Regions from separate parts of the Homo sapiens genome. Here region 2 is linked to region 1. A link is an interaction called in ENCODE POLR2A ChIA-PET data of the cell type or tissue named here. Cell type or tissue: Panc1. All regions are shown on one strand. Each heading gives the region's core, and the rest is flanking DNA. Links, peaks and the distances in the headings are about the cores only. Region 1 has its middle 36 kb from the start of AEBP2. Region 2 overlaps LOC101928387 (a long non-coding RNA gene).

Evidence for each region. Peaks named below come from ENCODE experiments on the same cell type or tissue, not always from the same donor. Only the 100,000 strongest peaks of a DNase experiment are listed, where the experiment ranks them.
Region 2: POLR2A ChIA-PET joins it to region 1 with 16 read pairs; 3 of 35 experiments call an interaction of 5 or more read pairs at or near these places.

Annotation. Positions count from the first base shown.
Region 1 is chr12:19,398,145-19,408,104 of GRCh38, reverse strand. It overlaps a transcript of AEBP2 not described here. Among named protein-coding and RNA genes, the nearest start is that of AEBP2, 36 kb to the left of the region's middle. RefSeq lists an enhancer at 1-73. In Panc1, for the core only: no CTCF peak of the experiment used is centred there; a DNase peak (open chromatin) is centred at 4,902.
Region 2 is chr12:19,553,294-19,563,253 of GRCh38, reverse strand. It overlaps LOC101928387 (a long non-coding RNA gene), which reads right to left. Exons shown (of 7, transcript XR_007063236.1): 1 at 9,862-9,960; 2 at 4,875-4,908; 3 at 2,747-2,834. Among named protein-coding and RNA genes, the nearest start is that of AEBP2, 120 kb to the right of the region's middle. In Panc1, for the core only: no CTCF peak of the experiment used is centred there; no DNase peak of the experiment used is centred there.

The sequences.
Region 1 (9,960 bases), core at 1,334-9,333:
GCATAGCTTAACAGAAACATCTTCCTTACATTTTAAACTTTTTTTTTTTTTTTGAGACAGAGTTTCACTCTTGTTGCCCAGGCTGGAGTGCAATGGCGCAATCTCAGCTCACTATAACCTCCGCCTCCGGGGTTCAAGCAATTCTTCTGCCTCAGACTCCTGAGTAGCTGGGATTACAGGCATGCACCACCTAGCCGGGATAAGTTTTTTGTATTTTCAGTAGAGACGGAGTTTCTCCATGTTGGTCAGGCTGGTCTCGAACTCCCAACCTCAGGTGACCCGCCCGCCTCGGCCTCCCAAAGTACTGGGATTACAGGAGTAAGCCACCACGTCCAGCCATTTTTAACTTTTTTAAGCAATAGGCTCGGCTGGGCTCAGTGGCTCACACCTGTAATCCCAGCACTTTGGGAGGCCAAGACAGAAGGATTGCTTGAGCCCAGGAGTTCAGGACCAGCCTGGGCAACATAGTAAGACCCTGTCTCTAAAAAGAAAAAAGAGATGGAGGCTGGGCGTAGTGGCTCACGCCTGTAATACCAGCACTTTGGGAGGCCAAGGCAGTCAGATCATGAGGTCAGGAGTTCAAGACCTGCCTGGCCAACATGGTGAAACCCCGTCTCTACTAAAAATACAGAAATTAACTGGGCATGGTGGCGTGCGCCTGTAATCCCAGCTACTTGGGAGGCTGAGGCAGGAGAATTGCTTGAGCTGGGACCTGGGAGGTGGAGGTTGCAGTGAGCCAAGATTGCGCCCGGGCTACAGACCCAGACTCCATCTCAAAAGAAAAAAAAAAGAAAAAAGAAAAAAGAGATGGGGTCTTTCTGTGTCACCCGAGCTGAAGTGCAGCGGTACCAATAGCTTACTGCAACCTTGCGTTGAACTTCTGGGCTCAAATAATCTTCCCACCTTAGCCTCCGGAGTAGCTGGGACTACAGGTGTGCACCATGCCAGGCTAATTCTTTTTTGTTGTTAGAGATGGGGTTTCGCTATGTTGTTCATAATGTTCTCAAATTATTGGGCTTGAGTAATCTTCCTGTCTCAGCCTCCTGAGTAGCCGAGATTACAAGTGTGAGACACCATGCCCAATCTTTACATTTTTTTAAACGTAAAAAATTTCTTTGACAGAGGAGCAAAGGTAATACAATAGAGAAAAGATAGTCTTTTCAACAAATGTTGTTGAACAACTGGACATCCACATGCAAAATATGAAACTAGACAGACCTTACATCCTTCACAAAAATTAGTTCAAAATGGATCACAGACCTAAATGTAAAACGCAAAACTATAAAGCTCACAGAAGATAACATAGGAGAAAATCCAGATGATCTTGAATTTGGTGATCACTTTTTAGATAGAACACCAAAGGCAAGATCCGTGAGAGAAATAATTGATAAAATAGACCTCAGTAAAATTTTTTTTTTTTTTTGAGACAGAGTTTCGCTCTTGCTGCCCAGGCTGGAGTGCAATGGCGCAATCTCAGCTCACTGCAACCTCCGCCTCCTGGGTTCAAGCGAATTCTCCTGTCTCAGCCTCCAGAGTAAGCTGGGATTACAGGTGCATGCCACCACGTTCGGCTATTTTCTGTATTTTTAGTAGAGACGGGGTTTCATCATATTGGTCAGGCTGATCTCGAACTCCTGACCTCAGGTAATCCACCCACCTGGGCCTCCCAAAGTGTGCGTCTATTTATCTGAAGATTGTTAGTGCAGTTAAACTATTTTGTATGATAATATAATCATGATGCATGTCATTATACATTTTTGTAAACCCACAGAATGTATGATGCCAAGAGTGAGCCCTAATGTAAACTATGGACTTTGGGTGATAATGATGTATCAATGTAGGCTGGGTGTGGTGGCTCATGCCTATAATCCCAGCACTTTGGGAGCCCTAGGCAGTGGATCACTTGAGGTCAGAAGTTCGAGACTAGCCTGGCCAATATGGTGAAACCCCATCTCTACTAAAAATGCAAAAATTAGCCAGGCGTGGTGGCAGGCTCCTGTAATCCCAGCTACTTGGGAGGCTAAAGCAGGAGAGTCCTTTGACTCGGGAGGCAGAGGTTGCAGTGAGCCAAGATTGCACCACTGCACTCCAGCCTGGAGTGAGACTCCGTCTCAAAAAAGAAAAAAAAAAAAAAAACTGGCCAGGCATGGTGGTGCACATCTGTAGTCCCAGCTACTCCGGAGGCTGACACAGGAGAATCACTTGAACTCGGGAGGTGGAGGTTGCAGTGAGCTGAGATGGCCCACTGTACTCCAGCCTGGGGACACAGACTCCATCTCAAAAAAAAAGATAAAGTATCAATGTAGGTTTATAGGTTCATTGATTTTAATAAATGTATCCTCTGGTGAGGGATGTTCATAATGGGGGTGTGAGACGAAGCAGGAACCCCTGTTAGGGGCCTGCCAGTCCTCCCACCTCTCTACCATCCTGCCACAAGCATGAAAATAGAGGAAAATCTTGAATTTCTTTAAGAACAAATCCAGCCGGGCGCAGTGGATCACGCCTGTAATCCCAGGACTTTGGGAGGGTGAGGTGGGCGGATCACGAGGTCAAGAGATGGAGACCATCCTGACCAACATGGTGAAACCCTGTCTGTACTAAAAATACAAAAATTAGCTGGGTATGGTGGTACATGCCTGTCAGTCCCAGCTACTCAGGAGGCTGAGGCAGGAGAATTGCTTGAAATCGGAGTCAGAGGTTGCAGTGAGCCGAGATCGCGCCACTGCACTCCAGCCTGGCGACAGAGCGAGACTCCGTCTCAAAAAAAAAAATAAGTAAATAAAATAAAAATAACAATTCCAGATACCTAGCTAGTGCTGAGAAGTAAATAAGCAATTTGATAAGCAAGAAGGTAATAGTAGCCTAAAACGATAGCCAACTGGGCGAGGTGGCTCACGCCTGTAACCCCAGCACTTTGGGAGGACGAGTCGGACAGATCACTTGAGTTCCAGAACAGCCTTGGCAACATGGTGAAACCCCATCTCTACTAAAAAGGCAAAAAATTAGCTGGGCGTGGTGGGGCATGCCTGTAGTCCCAGCTACTCAGGAGGCTTGAGGCAGGAGAATCACTTGAACCCTGGAGGCAGAGGTTGCAGTGAGTCCAGATCTCGCCACTGCACTCCAGCCTGGGCAACACAGTGAGACCTTGTCTGAAAAAAAAAAAAAAAAAAAAAAGAGTAGCCAAGGAAGTTGGAATCACGAGATGTTTGGTTCCCTATAGAAACTAAAAATAATATCGTAACATATGGCCCTGCGTTTCATAAACATGGATCCCTAACAAATGGATCCACTGCCACATAGACCTCAGATAAGGGAGAACTGAGAACTCAACTCTCCCGCATTCTTTGTTCTAAATTTCTTCCTGAGGAGCCTGGAGAAAGCCACACCCACGAGCCAGACCCAACGTTCTTTTCTGCGGAACCCAGTCTTTATAAATGCTTCCCTTCCTTAACCAGTTGTAAATCAGAAAATCTTTGAAACCTTGTTTTTCCAATATGGCGGATAGGAGCCGGTGTTAGCGTGCCTCTCCCACTTGGAAAGACAGAATAGTGTGTAGAGATTCACACTGTGAACATTTTTCCGAGAAGCAACACAGGAACTTAACAGAAAACCACAGACCCTTTGAAAGAAGCAGTGGGTAGCACCCTACACTGTGAAGTAGAAAACTGTTGAGTTTTCAGAGCCTGAGAGGAAGCGCGATGGCCGCCATGCCACACACGCCCTAAAAGAGCTGGGCAACCCAGGCCACAGGGGAAGGCCTTAACCCTACCCAGCTGTTGCTGATTTAGTGAGTGATGGGGAATGTGTGAGAAAGAGTGGCTCTGGGAAGTGCTCTGCACGCACTCCCAGACTCACGCAGGGACAGAGGGAAGCCATTCCTGATCCTACCTCACAAAGGACCGCTGGGAAGTCGGCCAGCTAACTCAGGCGATGGTCACAGGTTAAGAGAAGCTCCCAAGTGAGATCTGCGATATAATCACCTTGACTGGGGACGATCTCCGTTGTCCAGAACCGAGGGTCGAGCGGGAAGTGCGGCGAAGGAGCTGGTTGCCCTTGCTTTACAGGTGGACGCTGGGAGGGGCGTGGCCTGAAAGCCAGGGTTGCTATCTCTCTAGGAAGGCTTATGGCCTGGAGCTTTTTTTTTGAAACGGAGTCTCCTTCTGTCGCCCAGGCTGGAGTGCAGTACCGTGATCTTGGCTCATTTCAACCTCCGCCTCCCGGGTTCACGCCATTCTCCTGCCTCAGCCTCCAAGTAGCTGGGACTACAGCGCCAGCCACCACGCCTGGCTAATTTTTAGTATTTTTAGTAGAGACGGGGTTTCACCGTGTTAGCCAGGATAGTCTCGATCTCCTGACCCGTGAACCGCCTGCCTTGGCCTCCCAAAGTGCTGGGATTACAGGCGTGAGCCACCGCGCCCCGCCGGCCTGGAGCATTTTTGAGTTCTGAGTGCAGGCTGCCTGGAACCTACCTAACTGTTGCTAGTGGAACACTGCGGGTGGGAGCTGTTTGGGGCTTACTGCCGCCTGCTACCCTCGGTTCCCCATGCAGATTCTTTCGTGCAGCAGAGGCAGCTGTGCTTTTCCCTGGAACATTACTCCAGCAGCCAGGAAACTTCCCTCTGATCCCCACTAAGGCCACTGCTTGTGCCTACATCTGGGGAGCCGGAGGGTGGACTTGCCTGACCCAGCCCCCACCTGGTTTTGCCAATCCACCCGCACAGATAGTGTAACACAAGGGACTGGGACATTTAGGAGTGGAGCTCCATGGCCCTACCCATGGTCTGAGAGGCCAGAGTACTTCTCCTGGGTGACATAAGGCAAGCACAAATTCCATTGCTACCACCACAGCTGGCGCTTTTTGCAAGCACCAATTCCTGGCTGGAGGCCAACCAGTGCAGCCCAGTACATTTGCAGACACAATAACGCAGTGTTCAGGAAGGAGAAAACTTGAGTGACCTCAGCTATTGCCACTGCCTGCATCACCTTGGCTAACTAGGAGGTCTTGAGTCTGTCCACATGCCCAGTACATTACTACGACAGCTGGCATTTGAGGAGGCCAACACACTAAGCCATTTGTAACCAAGGAAATCTCAGAGTCTGTGTCACTCTCCTCCTGACCCCATCAGAGCTGGTGCTGGTACCTGCTGCTGGGAGACTTGAGGACAGGTCACATCTCTGGATCCCTTGCAGACATTCCCCAGCACCAATCTGGAGTGTGACAGCCCCACTGAGCAGCTAGACCCAGAGGAGCAGTATTCACAGTAGTCTGGCCCTCAGGGACTGCTACTCCTAGGGGAAAGGGAAGTGTACTACCTTAAGGGAGCACCCTCTGGGACAAAAGAAACCAGGCTGCAGGACTTGAGTTCCTAGTATTTCCACTTGTGGGAAGTTTCTTTCAGCAAAGCCACAGGTTCAGTGGTAGGCTCAGTGAGGAAAGTCTGTGGCCCTACCCCAATAGTCAAGCATCCCTGGCACTCATGAAGGGTCTTGGAGAAGAGAACTTCTCCTCTCCCTTTCCCACCACTGCAGACATAGCTGGACCTTCCCCCATGAGAACTTGGCATAGGTGCATTCGTAGACAACCTTTCTGGAACACTATAGGGTGACTGCAACCCCACAGGAGGAGTGCCATCCAGGTTCAGGCTTGCATGAGAGGGAGAGTCGCAGTCCCTCTCTATGTGGAACAACAGCATTCCTGCAGATGAACAGAGGTGCTTGTCTCACCAGAACAGTCGGAATGCTGGGTCAGAAGTGTAACTAGGAGGTAGATCCGCTTCCTGCTGACCTGGCAAGGGAGCTGAGGTGGCTCCCTCTCTTCCCCCTGAAAAGACAGTGCGTTTCGCTGAGAGCCTCCTCAGCTGCCTCTGTCAAGAGTGGGGCCTCTGCCAATCATTGGGGTATTGCATTTACCCACCTGCTTTAGCTGCAGCCAGTTTCTACCCATGGGTAACTCCTACTGGCTTGAAGCCTGAACTGTTCAACCCAGTGAATAAAATACTGGGGGAAAAACTTCTTTAAGTGTGCACATTGGGGAATGAGGTAAGCTTCGTGAGACCTCTGCTATTCCAGCCCCACAAGAGACAGTGAAACAATGTACACAGCCTGTACCTTGCTACTACAACCAGCATCTGAGGAAGCCATTGCACAAAGATTCTCTTTAACCAAGGAGCACATACAGAATCTGCATCACTGAAAGCACCCGGAGCCAAAGGTAGCTGACAGTAAACTGTAAGTATTAAAGTGACATCCTCAAGGGGGAAATAAAAATAAAATTTAAAAACTTGGCTGGGCACAGTTGTTCATACTTGTAATCCCAACACTTTAGGAGGCTGAGGCAGGTGGATCACTTGACCCCAGTAATTTGAGATGAGTCTTGGCAACATGGCAAGACCTCATCTTGAAAATAGAAAAACAAACAAACAAACAAAAACACAACAACAGGCCGGGCATGGTGGCTCATGTCTGTAATCCTAGCACTTTGGGAGGCCGAGGCGGGAGATCACCTGAGGTCGGGAGTTTGAGACCAGCCTGGCTAATATAGTGAAACCTCATCTCTACTAAAAATACAAAAATTAACTGGGCTTGGTGGCACCCTCCTGTAGTCCCAGCTACTTGGAAGGCTGAGGCAGGAGAATCGCTTGAACCCGGGAAGCGGAGGTTGCAGTGAGCCAAGATCGTGCCACTGTACTCCAGCCTGGGTAACAGCGAGACTCTGTCTCAAAAAAACAAACAAACCAAAATAAAAAAAATTAGCCTGGCATGGTGGCAGTCTCCTGTAGTCCCAGCTACTTGGGAGACTGAGGCAGGAAAATCGTTTGAACCTGGGAGGTGGAGTTTGCAGTGAGCTGAGATCGTGCCATTGCCATTGCACTCCAGCCTGGGTGACAAAGCAAGACTCTGTCTCAAACAAAACAAAACAAAACAAAACAAAACAAAACCAAAAACACAGTTGGACGCAGTGGCTCAGGCATGTCATCTCAGTGTAATCTCGGCACTTCAGGAGGCAGAGGCAGGCAGACACTTGATCCCAGTAGTTGAGACATGCCTGGGCAACATGGAGAAACCCTGACTCTACAAAAAACACAAAACGTAACGAGGCATGGGGATGCACACTTGTAGTCCCAGCTACTCAGGAGGCTAAGACAGGAGGATTGTTTGAGACTGGGAGGCAGAGGTTGAGGTGAGCTGAGATCATGCCATTTTGAGACAGAGGCCCTGTCTCAAATAAATAAATAAATAATAAATAAATAAAAGTCAGTCAAATAAAAAATAAATTCAAAAATAATTAAAAGAAATAGTTGAAGGCCAGGCGCAGTGGCTCAAGCCTGTAATTCCAGCACTTTGGGAGGCCAAGGAGAGCGGATCACGAGGTCAGGAGTTCAAGACCAGCCTGACTAACATGGTGAAACCCTGTCTCTACCAAAAATTTAAAAATTGGCCAGTGGGGTGGTGCGCACCTGTAATCCCAGCTACTCGGGAAGCTGAGGCAGAAGATATGCTTGAACCCGGGAGGCAGAGGTTGCAGTGAGCCAAGATTGCGCCACTGCACTCTGGGCAACAGAGCGAGACTCCATCTCAAAAAAGAAAAAAAAAAAATAGGCCAGGCGCGGTGGCTCACGCCTGAAATCCCAGCACTTTGGGCAGCCGAGGTGAGTGGATCACCTGAGGGCAGGTGTTTGAGACCAGCCTGGCCTACATGGTGAAACCCCATCTCTACTAAAAATCCAAAAAAAAGTTAGTTGGGTGTGGTGGTAGGTGCCTGTAATCCCAGCTACTTGGGAGGCTGAGGCAGGAGAATCAATTGAACTCGGGAGGCGGAGGTTGCCGTGAGCCAAGATTGCGCCACTGCACTCCAGCCTGGGCAACAGAGTGAGACTCTGTCTCAAAACACACACACACACACACACACACACACACACACAAAATTAGATTTGGAAATAAAACTTAGGTTTTATCTGTTTGGCTCCAATCAGTATACAAAAAGTCTTCTCTATATTCATATAGCAAGCATAGCATTGGCATATTAGTAAGGCCATAAAGGACTAGGCACTGATTACATCTACAGGTCGATTAGTAAGGAAATCTTAATGAGGGAGTTAGTTAAAAACTTATAAAGAACCATTTCAGGAAGTTTATTAATCTCTACTGATTAAAATGAATCACAACAATTTGTTGCCCTGTATAATTTAGGAAGAAGTAGGCTAGTAGGTCCTTAATGTTTGCCTATGTGTAAGATGAGCCCGAGTCATAATTTAGATCTATAATGCTGGCCTTATTCACTTGAAATGCCCTTAAATATCCTACTAAGAAACCTTCTATTTAATTACTTAAGAACACTTTAACTCCATAAAATTTGAACTGTTGGGACAGGTTGATTCAATTAGGAGTATACGAATAACCAATATAACTATTGTCATAAAATTCTTTAAAATTAATGCAAAGCTACAGGATCTTCCTAAGGTAGGACTGAAACACAAACAAAGCTGTTTTCTTTCTACTGTGTGTTATTAAGTTTAATTGCTTCATTCTCTTGATTGCTTTTGAAAGAGAAGGAATCGGCCGGGTGTGGTGGCTCACACCTATAATCCCAGCACTTTGGGAGGCCGAGGCAGGCGGATTACAAGGTCAGGAGTTTGAGACCAGCCTGGCCAACATGGTGAAACGCCGACTCTACTAAAAATACAAAAAAATTAGCTGGGTGTGGTGGCACATGCCTGTAATCCCAGCTACTCAGGAGGCTGAGGCAGGAGAATCACTTGAACCTGGGAGGCAGAGGTTGCGATGAGCCAAGATTGCGCCATTGCACTCCAGCCTGGGCAACAAGAGCAAAACTCCGTCTCAAAAAAAAAAAAAGAAGAAGAAGAAGGAATCAATCAAGCTTTCACCAAAAGCTGATGCCATTGCATTACGTATGAAGTTGGCAAGGGAAGACAGACTTGTGACCTAAAAGGAAATCAGGATTTAAAGCATTTACAAATGTGAGGCTCTTCTGTGTCCAAGTCTCCTTTGGTAAGAGACATACTGCATTTGACCATTAACTTCCATGCTATTCACTTAACATAAGTTTCTCAAGTTTATGTTTTAGGATAGGGCAGTCCCTTGAATATCAAGATGATACTACTGATCTGACATTACAAATATATAAAGACACACTTTCCCCAGGAGTGTTGAAAATGTCCTGTCTACATCACCTCCTTAAAATCCCTTGGGAATAACAGCACTTTTGCGATGACAAATTGGAAGTAGGGATGTTGATGATGGAAGAAATGTTGCCTGTATTTGAATCTCCTGGCCCCCCGGGGGGGGTAAGCTCCTGGCCTCATTGACATCAGAGTCCAACAAGCTGAGTGAATTGGTACATACTCTACTTAAAGGCAATTATTTCACAGCTGAATGTTTGGTTGTTTTCTTTATGTTGCTGCTTTGTTTTTTGTTTGTTTTTGTGACAGAGTATTGCTCTGTCACCTAGGCTGCTATGCAGTGGCCCCATGCCCTGCTCACTGTAGCCTTGACCTCCTGAGCTCAAGTGATCTTTTCTCTTCAGCCTCCTGGGTAGCTGCAACTACAGGTGTGAGCCACCACACCCAGCTAATTTTTGAAATATTTTTAGAGATGGGGTCTCCCTGTGTTTCCCTTGAACTCCCTATGTTGGTCTTGAACTCCTGGGCTCAAACAATTCTCTCTCCTTAGCCTCCCAAAGTGCTGGGATTAGAGGGGGGAGCCACTGTGCCAGGCCACATCTCAATGTTTTAAGTGAGACACATGGTGCAGGGGAAAAAAAAATCCCTGTCTCTCTCCCCTAATTTTTTTTTTTTTTTTTTTTTGAGATGGTGTCTCACTCTGTCGCTCAGGCTGACACCATCTGGGCTCACTGCAACCTCTGCCTCCTGGGCCCAAGTGATCCTCCCGCCTCCTACATCAGCCTCCCGAGTAGCTGGTACTACAGGTGCACACCACCAC
Region 2 (9,960 bases), core at 874-8,873, 160 kb before region 1:
CCTGTAATAGATACAGAAAAGATAAAGAAAAAAGAATAAATGCATAACACTACAAAAAAAATTATCAAATCACAAAGGAAGACAGTAAAAGATTAAGAAAGGGACTACAAAAGTCAGAAAACAATTAACAAAATGACAATAGTAAGTCCTTACCTACCAATAAGTACTTTAAATGTAAAAGTACTTTTAATTGGCTGAATGGATTGAAGAAAAATATTCAACTATATGTTGCCTACAAGAGACTTACTTTAACTTCAAGGGGACACAAACATAGACTGAAAGTGAGAGATGAAAGAGATATTACATGCAAATGGTAACCCAAAAAGAGTAGGTGTGGCTATATTTTTATCAGACAAAATAGACTTTAAGTCAAATACTGCTGCAAGAGACACACAAATACTGCTACAAGAGACACAGAAGAGTATTATGTAACAATAAAGGCATCATTTCATCAAGTGAATATAATAACTGTAAACACATATGCACCCAACACCACAACACTCAAATATATTAAACAAACATTATCAGAACTGAAGGGAGAAATAGGCAGCAATACAATAACAGTGTAAACAGAGGAATTTCAATACCTCACTTTCAACATTGGATATATTATCCATACCAAAAAAAAAAATCAATAAAGAAATAGCAGACATGACCAACACTATAGACCAACTGAATCTAATAGACATATACAGAACATTCTTTGCAAGGGCACATTGAACATTCTCCAGGATAGGTTACATATTAGGCCACAAAACAAGTCTTAACAAATTTAAGAAGATTGAAATCACATCAAAGGTGCCAATAATAAACAATGAAAAAAGATAGTTTCCTCAATGAATGGTGTTGGGAAACGATATACATATATATATGCAAAAGAATAAAATCAAACTCTTATATTACACCATACACTAAACTGACACAGAAGAGAGGTCTCAGAGGTTCTTCATTCAGGGCTACTATGGGACATTTGTGGGTATCAGTTAAAGGGACACTTCTGGGAGGATTATAGGCATGCTATGTTTTAATATGCAAGGCACAGGCTGGACATCAGCCCCCATTCACTGACGAGGCAGGGTGTTATTTTAGGGTGAACAATTTATGCAGCTGTAAGTAGAAATCCAGCTCTTATGCCACAAGGCATGGCCTGAGTCCAACCATGCTTAAAATTATGTACATTTATTAATTTAATTTCCCCATATCCATTTCATTTTGCAAATTGTACCTTCCTCCTACACTCCATGTGTATCTGTAGTGCTTTTCAATCAAGGGGCCCATGCCTTGGACAAAAAGGAGGTTGTAGGACTCAAGATGGACAAAGTACCTGATCCCTTAATTACAATAATTGGCCAAGGAATAGGCATCTGGTCCCAAAAGTGCCAATAAGTTTCTTTCCTGCAGTGAGATAATTTTCTGCTGATGAGATGCCTGAGCTGTGGTTTTTGTCTAAAGCAGCAGATCACAACTTGATATACAGGAAGCCTACAAAGTTTTTCAAAAGCTTAGGCTAAATGGGTCAAAGACAGTTCAAAATGAAAAAGAGATCTCAAAAAGAAATCAAGCTGAGAATGCTACTCAGATGCAAGCACAAGCCATTTCTTAATGAAAAAGTAAGTGTGACTCAGAAGTTTGACCCACAACTCTGAAGGAAGACCCAAGAGCCACAGGGAACCACTCTAAAGGAGCAAGAATGAGTGAGTATTCCCTCTTCCCAGAGTAAGTAGAAATGGTGACATGTGCCCAGCTTGATTTCAAAACTGCTATAGACCAATAACAGCTACTTGCCTCCTTTCTTACCCCTTTTAAACAGGATTGTCCAGTGTGGTTATCCTACCTCTGTCCCATCTTTATATGCAATGTATATGGCTGTCAGACAACTTGCCACTTTTATTTACAGGGCCCTTTTCCTAAGAAACCACACCAAAGAATCCCAGACACCCTGGGATAAAGAAAGAACTTGTTTTACATAAACAGTATTTGTTGATAAAACTTTTAACATTATTTTGCTATATACATACACATATACTCTCATTCTTTATAACTAATTTTTCTCATGATTGCAAAATAGTTAAATTAGAAAAATGCAAATTGCTTTATTTTCTCCCTTATTAATATAGGTTCTCTTCCTATAATAAATAGAGATGTTAAGATAATCTCTCTAAACATAGCTTATTTGTTCCTTGCAATTATAACTACAGGAAAAATTATTAGAATTATGATTACTGGAGGGAAAAAAATCTACAATTCTGTGGTTCATTATTTATTGCCAAGTCACTTTTGAAAAAGAGTGAAGGGATTTACAGTGCCTCCAGAAAAAGGGAATATTGCCAGTGTCTCCAACATCTTGTCAATATTGAATTCCTCATTTTTGTTTATATCATTCTTAGTTTGGTTTTTTTACCAATTTTTAAATTTTAGATTAATATTTGTAAGTTGTTTTATGGAATCTTTCTCTACTACCATAACCATTGTCCATTTTTCCATTAACTTAATGCTTTCCTTAATATTTTTCTCCATAAATATTTTTATATTAGGTCTTAATCATTTATTACATATATTTGCCATTTTGTTTCTTTTACTTTCGTTGCACAGAAGCCTTACCTGTGCACCTAAAGGAAAAAAGATTCTCACTCACATTAGGATAAGCATATCACTTCTAATTTTTTATGAATTTTCTTTAAATACTTAACACTTATCTAATTACAGACGACTTATTAAAAAGGGGTTAGCATAAATATTAACTAACCTAATTCTCACTGGATCATTCTTTCAACTGTGTTAGAGAAGCATTCTCCAATTTTTGCCCTGTGGATAAGTTCCTAGCTTCAGGACAACTGTATGTAATAGCGAAATGGAAAAGAGAAAGAGAATATTCATGTTACATCATCTCACTGTATTCCTTATGTATCTTTTTATTCCTTATGTATCTTTTGTTCATACACATTTTTCCATCTTTTATTCCTTCTGTACATAATTCTGGGTAATTGTTTCTGACTTACCTTATAATTTACTAATTTCCTCTTCAGCTATAATTAATTTGTTACTAAATCCATCGATTAAGTTCTTAATTTCGGTTATTTTTTTATTTCTAGATTTTCTATTTTGTTCTTTTTAAATATTTTTCAGCTTTCTGTCAAAGTTCTTGAATTGTCTTTTACTTATTTAGCATAATTACCATAGTTTTAAATATGTATATTAAATATGTACATCCATTATATGAATCCCCTGTGAGCCCAGTGATATTGTCTATTGCTTCTCTTGTTTCTCACTCACATTGTCTTGCCTTCTGTGCGTCTACCAGTTATTTGTGATTAAGTGCAAAACATTGTATATGTACAAAACTGCAAAAATTATTTAAGACTTAAAATAATTTTATCTTCCCCCAAAGAAAATTTTACATTTGCCATAGACATAAGGCTATGGACAATAGCAATACCTAATCACATTAATTTATCAGAAATTGAGATTATTAAAACCTGGGCTTCATTCTCTACGAGAACTGTTCCACTTCTGGTTGGACCTTAGTCTTCCTGTGTAGCTCTTTAGGCTCTAACTCAAAGCTTCCGGGGGCATCCCCCTCAGTGGATCTGGACTGCAATTTGTGTCCCACCACCCTCACAAGAGAGTCCATTCTCTGTTTAGCCTCTCAGCTGTCCCTTCTGGAATCCACTGATGCTTTCAGGGAAAAAATATTTCCCAATGTTGCAATGTTGGGTTCAGCTCTTTGAATTTCCTTTTCCTGAATCTTGGTCCCATAATTCCTTTACTGCCTCATTAGCTCTCCATTGCTATCCAGCATACTTTCTTTTCCTTTTTTTTTTTTTTTTTTTAGACAGAGTCTCACTCCATTACTCAGGCTGGAGTGCAGTGGCGTGATCTGGGCTCACTGCAACCTCCACGTCTTGGGTTCAGCCGATTCTCATGCCTCTGTCTCCTGAGTAGCTGGAAATACAGGCATGCACCACCATACCCAGCTAATTTTTGTATTTTTAGTAGACATGGGGTTTCGCCATGTTGGCCAGGCTGGTCTGGAACTCTTGACCTCAAGTGATCTGCCTGCCTTAGCCTCCCAAAGTGCTGAGATTAACAAGTGTGAGCAACCAGGCCCAGCCAAGCATACTTTCTTTTCACTCTGTCTAGTTTTCTAGTTATTCTCAAAAAAATAAACTATCTGGTATTACTGAAAGGGGTACCAATAAACTTTTCCTCATTATCTTGATTTATTTATTTAATAAAGTTTAATTTCATGTTGGATTTTCTCTTAATTTTAGTGCTGCAATCTTTTGTTCCCCTTCTATTGCCAGGATTAATATTATGTATGAAAGTAAGGCCTTTTCTACCTTGAGCTATGTTTTTCTCAAGATTCTCTATGTTTCCTGTCTCATTAGTAATAGGTTTCATAAGCTTTGTGAGTTTAAATTGTAAGTTCTCATTGTTTTGGGCGGAGGGGGAGGCAAGAGGGCCTGAGCTCTTGTTTTTGTAGTCTTTTTCAGCTACAAATTTTTCATTGATTGGCACACACATTTTTAGCATGGATAAAGAAACTGTGGTGTATATATATATACACAATGGAATACTACTCAACCATAAAAAGGAACAAATTAACAGCATTCATAGCAACCTGGATAGATTGGAGACTATTAATCTAAGTGAAGTAACTCGGGAATGGAAAACTAAACATCATACATTCTCACTCACAAGTGAGAGCTAAGTTATGAGGATGCAAAGGTGTAAGAATAACACAGTGAACTTTGGGGACTCAGGAGGAAAGGGTGGAAAGCGGGTGAGGAATAAAAGACTACAAATTGGGTTCAGTGTATACGTTCGGGTGATGGGTGCACCAAAATCTCACAAATCACCACTAAAGAACTTACTCATGTAACCAAATGTCACCTGTTCCCCAAAAACCTGTGGAAATAAAAAAAATTGATAAATAATTAAAAATAAATAAATAGGAAAATCTAGAAGAAATTTATAAATTCCTAGATACTTACAACCTACCATGATTAAACCATGAAGAAACCCAAAACCTGAACAGACCAATAACGAGTAATGAGATTGAAGCAATTCATAATAAAAGGTCTCTCAGCAAAGAAAAGACCTGGGCCCGATGGCTTCACTACTGAATTTTACCAAACATTTAAAGAAGAATTAACATCGGAGTAGGGCAGAGGATTGGTGAGGGACAGGGAGGGGAGAAAAAAAAAAGAAGAATTAACTTCAATCCTACTCAAACTATTCCAAAAAATAAAGAAGGAAGGAATACTTCCAAGCTCATGCCACAAGGCCAGTATTACCCCGATACCAACACCAGACAATTACACATTTAAAAGGAAAACTATAGGTCAATATCCCTGATATTGATGTGAAAATCGTCAACAAAATACTAATTCAACAACACATTCAAAAGACCATTCATCATGAACAAGTGTGATTTACTCCAGAGATTCAAGGATAGTTCAACATATAGAAATCAATCAATGGGATATATCATATCAACAGATTGAAAGACAAAAACCATGTGATTACTTTCAACTGATGTTGAAAAAGCATTTGATAAAATTCAACATCCCGTCATGATAAAACCCTCAAATAACTGGATATAGAAGGAACATATCTCAACATAATAAAAGCCATATATGACAGACCCACAGCTATTATCATATTGAATGGGGAAAGACTGAAAGCCTTTTCTCTAAGATCTGGAACATGACAAGGATGCCCACTTTCACCTCTGTTATTCGACATAGCACTGGAGGTATCAGACAAGAGAAATAAATAAAGATCATCCAAATTGAACGGAAGAAGTCAAATTACCCTTGTTTGCAGATGATATGACCTTATATTTGGAAAAACCTAAAGACTCAACCAAAAAACTATTAAATAAATTCAATAAAGTTACAGGAAACAAAATCAACATACCAAAATCGGTAGCATTTCTATATGCCAATAGTGAAATCTGAAAAAGAAATCAAGAAAGTAATCCCATTTACAATAGCCACAAATAAAATTAAATACTTAGGAATTAACCAAAGAAATGAAAGATCTCTATAATGAAAACTATAAAACACTGATGCAAGAAATTGAAGAGGACATCAAAAAATGTAAAGATATTCCATCTTCATAGATTGGAAGAATCAATATTGTTAAAAAGTCCACACTACCCAAGCAATCTACAGACTCAATGCAATCTCTATCAAAATACCAATGACGTTCTTCACAGAAAAAGAAAAAAACAATCCCAAATTTCAACGTGGGAAACATGGTAAAACCTCCTTTCTACTAAAAAAAAATTACAAAAATTAGCTGGGTATGGTGGCACAGGCCTGTAGTCCCAGCTATTTGGAAGGCTGAGGTGGGAGGATCACCTGAGCCCAGGAGGCAGAGGTTGCAGTGAGCCGAGATCATGCCACTGCACTCCAGCCTGGGTGACAGAGTGAGTCCCAGTCTCAAAAAGAGGGAAAAAAAGGTAAAACAATCCTAAAATTTATATGGAACCACAAAAAAAAAAAGACCAACAAAAACAAACAAAAAAAAACAGAAAATTTTAAGCAAAAAGAATAAAACTGGAAGAATCACATTACCTGACTTCTATAGAGCTATAGTAACCAAAACAGCATTGTACTGGCATAAAAACAGACAGACACATAGACCAGTAGGACAGAACAGCGAACCCCAAAACAAATCCGTACGTCTACAGTGAACTCATTTTTGACAAAGTGCCAAGAACAAACACTGGGGAAGTGGCAGTCTCCTCAATAAATGGTGCAGGGAAAACTGGATTTTTATACCCAAAAGAATGAAATTAGGCCCCTATCTTTCTCCATATACAAAAATCAAATCAAAGTGGATTAAAGACTGAAATCTAAGATCTCAAACTATGAAACTACTAAAAGAAAATATTTTAAATACTATTATGTATAATAATAATAACAATAAAGAGAGAGAGAACATTGGGAAACTCTCCAGGACATCAGTCTGGGCAAAGATTTCTTGAATAATACCTCATAAGTACAGGAAACCAAAGCAGAAATGGGCATATGGGATCACATCAAGTTAGAAAGCTTCTGCACAGCAAAGGAAACAATCAACAAAAAGTGAAGAGACAACCCACAGAATAGAAGAAAATATTTTCAACTACTCACGTGACAAGGGATCAATATCCAGAATATATAAGGAGCTCTAACAACTCTATAAGAAAAAATCTAATAATCCGATTAAAAATTGGCAAAATATCAGAATCAACATTTCTCAAAAGACATACAAAAGGCATACAGATACATGAAAAAGTGCTCAACATCATTATCACCAGATAATGCAAATCAAAACTACGATGAGATATCATCTCACTCCAGTTAAAATGGCTTTTATCCAAAAGACAGGCAATCGCAAATGCTGGCAAAGATGTGGAGAAAAGAGAACCCTTGTACACAGGTGGTGGGAAGGTAAATTAGTATAATCACTGGGGAGAACAGTTCGGAGGCTCCTCAAAAAACTAAAAATAGAGCTACCATATGATCCAGCAATCCCACTGCTAGTTTTCTATCCAAAGGAAAGGAAATTCCAGTCGGGCGCAGTGGCTCATGCCTCTAATCCCACCACTGTAGGAGACCAAGGCAGGAGAATCGCTTGAGCTCGGGAGTTCAATACCAGTCTGAGCAACATGCCAAAACCTCATCTCTACAAAAAATATAAAAATTAGCTGGGCATGGTGCTGCGCACCTATAATCCCATCTACTTGGGAGGCTGAGGCAGGAGGATTGCATGAGCCCATAAGGTTGAGGCCTGAGTGAACCATGATCACACCACTGCACTCCAGGAGCCTAGGCAGTGGAGCAAGATGCTGTCTCAAAAAAAAAGCAAATCAGTATATCAAAGAGAGATCTGCATTTGCATGTTTACTGCAGCACTATTCACAAGATTTGGAAACAACCAAAGTGTCTGTGAACAGATGAATGGATAAAGAAAATATGGTACTTATACACAATGGTGTACTATTCTGCCATAAAATAAGAACAAGATACTGTCATTTGCAACAGTGTGGATGGAACTGGAGGTCATTATGTTAAGTGAAATAAGCCAGATACAGAAAGACAAACTTTGCCTTCTCACTTATTTGTGGAAGCTAAAAATTAAAACAATTAAACTCATGGAGATACAGAGTAGAACAGGGTAAATGATGGTTACCAGAGGCTAGGAAGGGTAGTGGGGGAGACTGGGGAGGAAGTGGGAATGGTTAGTAGGTACAAAAAAATAGAAAGAATGAATAAGATCTAGTATTTATTATAGCACAACAGGGTGACTGTAGTCAATAATTTAACTGTACATTTAAAAATAACTAAAGCGTATAATTGGATTGTTTATAACACAAACAAGAAATGTATTGAAGTGATAGATACCTCATTTACATAATCATAATAATGTGATCATTATGCATTGTATGCCTTTATCAAACTATCTCATGTACCCCATACATATGTACCTACTATGTATTCACAAAAATTTAAATTTAAAAAATTTTTAAAAGGCCAGGTGCAGTGGCTCACACCTGTAATCCTAACACTTTGGGAGGCTGAGGCAGGAGCACTGCTTGAGCCCAAGAGTTTGAGACCAGCCTGGGCGACATAGCAAGATCCTGGGTTTTTTCGTTTGTTTTTTGTTTTGGGGTTTTTTTCAAGACGTAATCTTGCTCTGTCACCCAGGCTGGAGTGCAGTGGCATGATCTTGGCTCACTGCAACCTCTGCCTCTCGGGTTTAAGCAATTATCCTGACTCAGCCTCCAGAGTAGCTGGGATTACAGGCATACGCCACCACGCCCAGCTAATTTTTTTTTTTTTTTTTTTTTTTTTTTTGGTATTTTTAGTGGAAACAGGATTTCACCATGTTGGCCAGGCTGGTCTCAAACTCCTGACCTCGTGACCCGCCCGCTTTGGCCTCCCAAAGTGCTGGGATTACAGGTGTGAGCCACCGTGCCCAGCCAGCAAGACCCTGTTTCTACAAAAAATTTAAAAATTAGCCAGGCATGGTGGCACCTGCCTGTAAGTGCCAGCTACTTGGGACTGCAGTGAGCTGCAGTCATGCCACTACACTCCAGTGAGGTCAAGGCTGCAATGAGCTGCAGTCGTGCCACTGCATTTCAGCCTGGGTGACAGAGCAAGACCCTGTCTCAAAAACAAAAAACAAAAAAAAATTTTTTTAATCAAAGGTTATGGCTCAGGCTTCCTGACATAAGTAAAGGAGGACACAGCTAAATTAGAAGGCTTTCATTTTTGCCAAGGTGTTTGGGGTGAAGCAAAGAAACACAGACAGACTTGCCATTCACTGCCCAATAAAACAAACCAAGGAAAGACCACAAAAGGAAATGCTCCCTCCTCAGGCTATGGCAAATGTCAATCATGTCAGCCCTTGGGAATTTAGAATTGGGACCCGCGTGAGGGAAAAGGAGAAAATCTTAAGGAGCCATGTCTGCACTGGTATTATTGTGAACTGAAACTGACATAGCAATTGCAAGATTGGACTGAGGAAAAGAAAAGGATGAGATTGATTAGATCAAGCTGCCTAACATTAGACAGGCTGAGAGTTTAGTCTGGTCAGAAATCAGCCATTACATATTTTAACTATTTTTAAGTGTCATTAAAAACACCAACTTTGAACACATTGCAGACCACCAACGTGTTAATTTCCATGCCAGCTTCTTCATGTTTTTGCAGACCTTGACATATAGCTGCTTTAGCCATCTCTGGCATATATATAATGTATTGAGTAGGTAATAATTCTGCACAAGGCTTTTTCTTTTCTTTTTTTTAAATTCAGACTTGCACATGGCCTCTCCCATAAAATTATACAGGGGAATAGACTTACCATAGCACACATTAATCAAATTCATCAAATGCCAGACGAGGCTGAAGTGCTTCTGCTCAGCAGTTGCTCTTGTCAGAAAGCCAAAGAAGGCTGTACAGC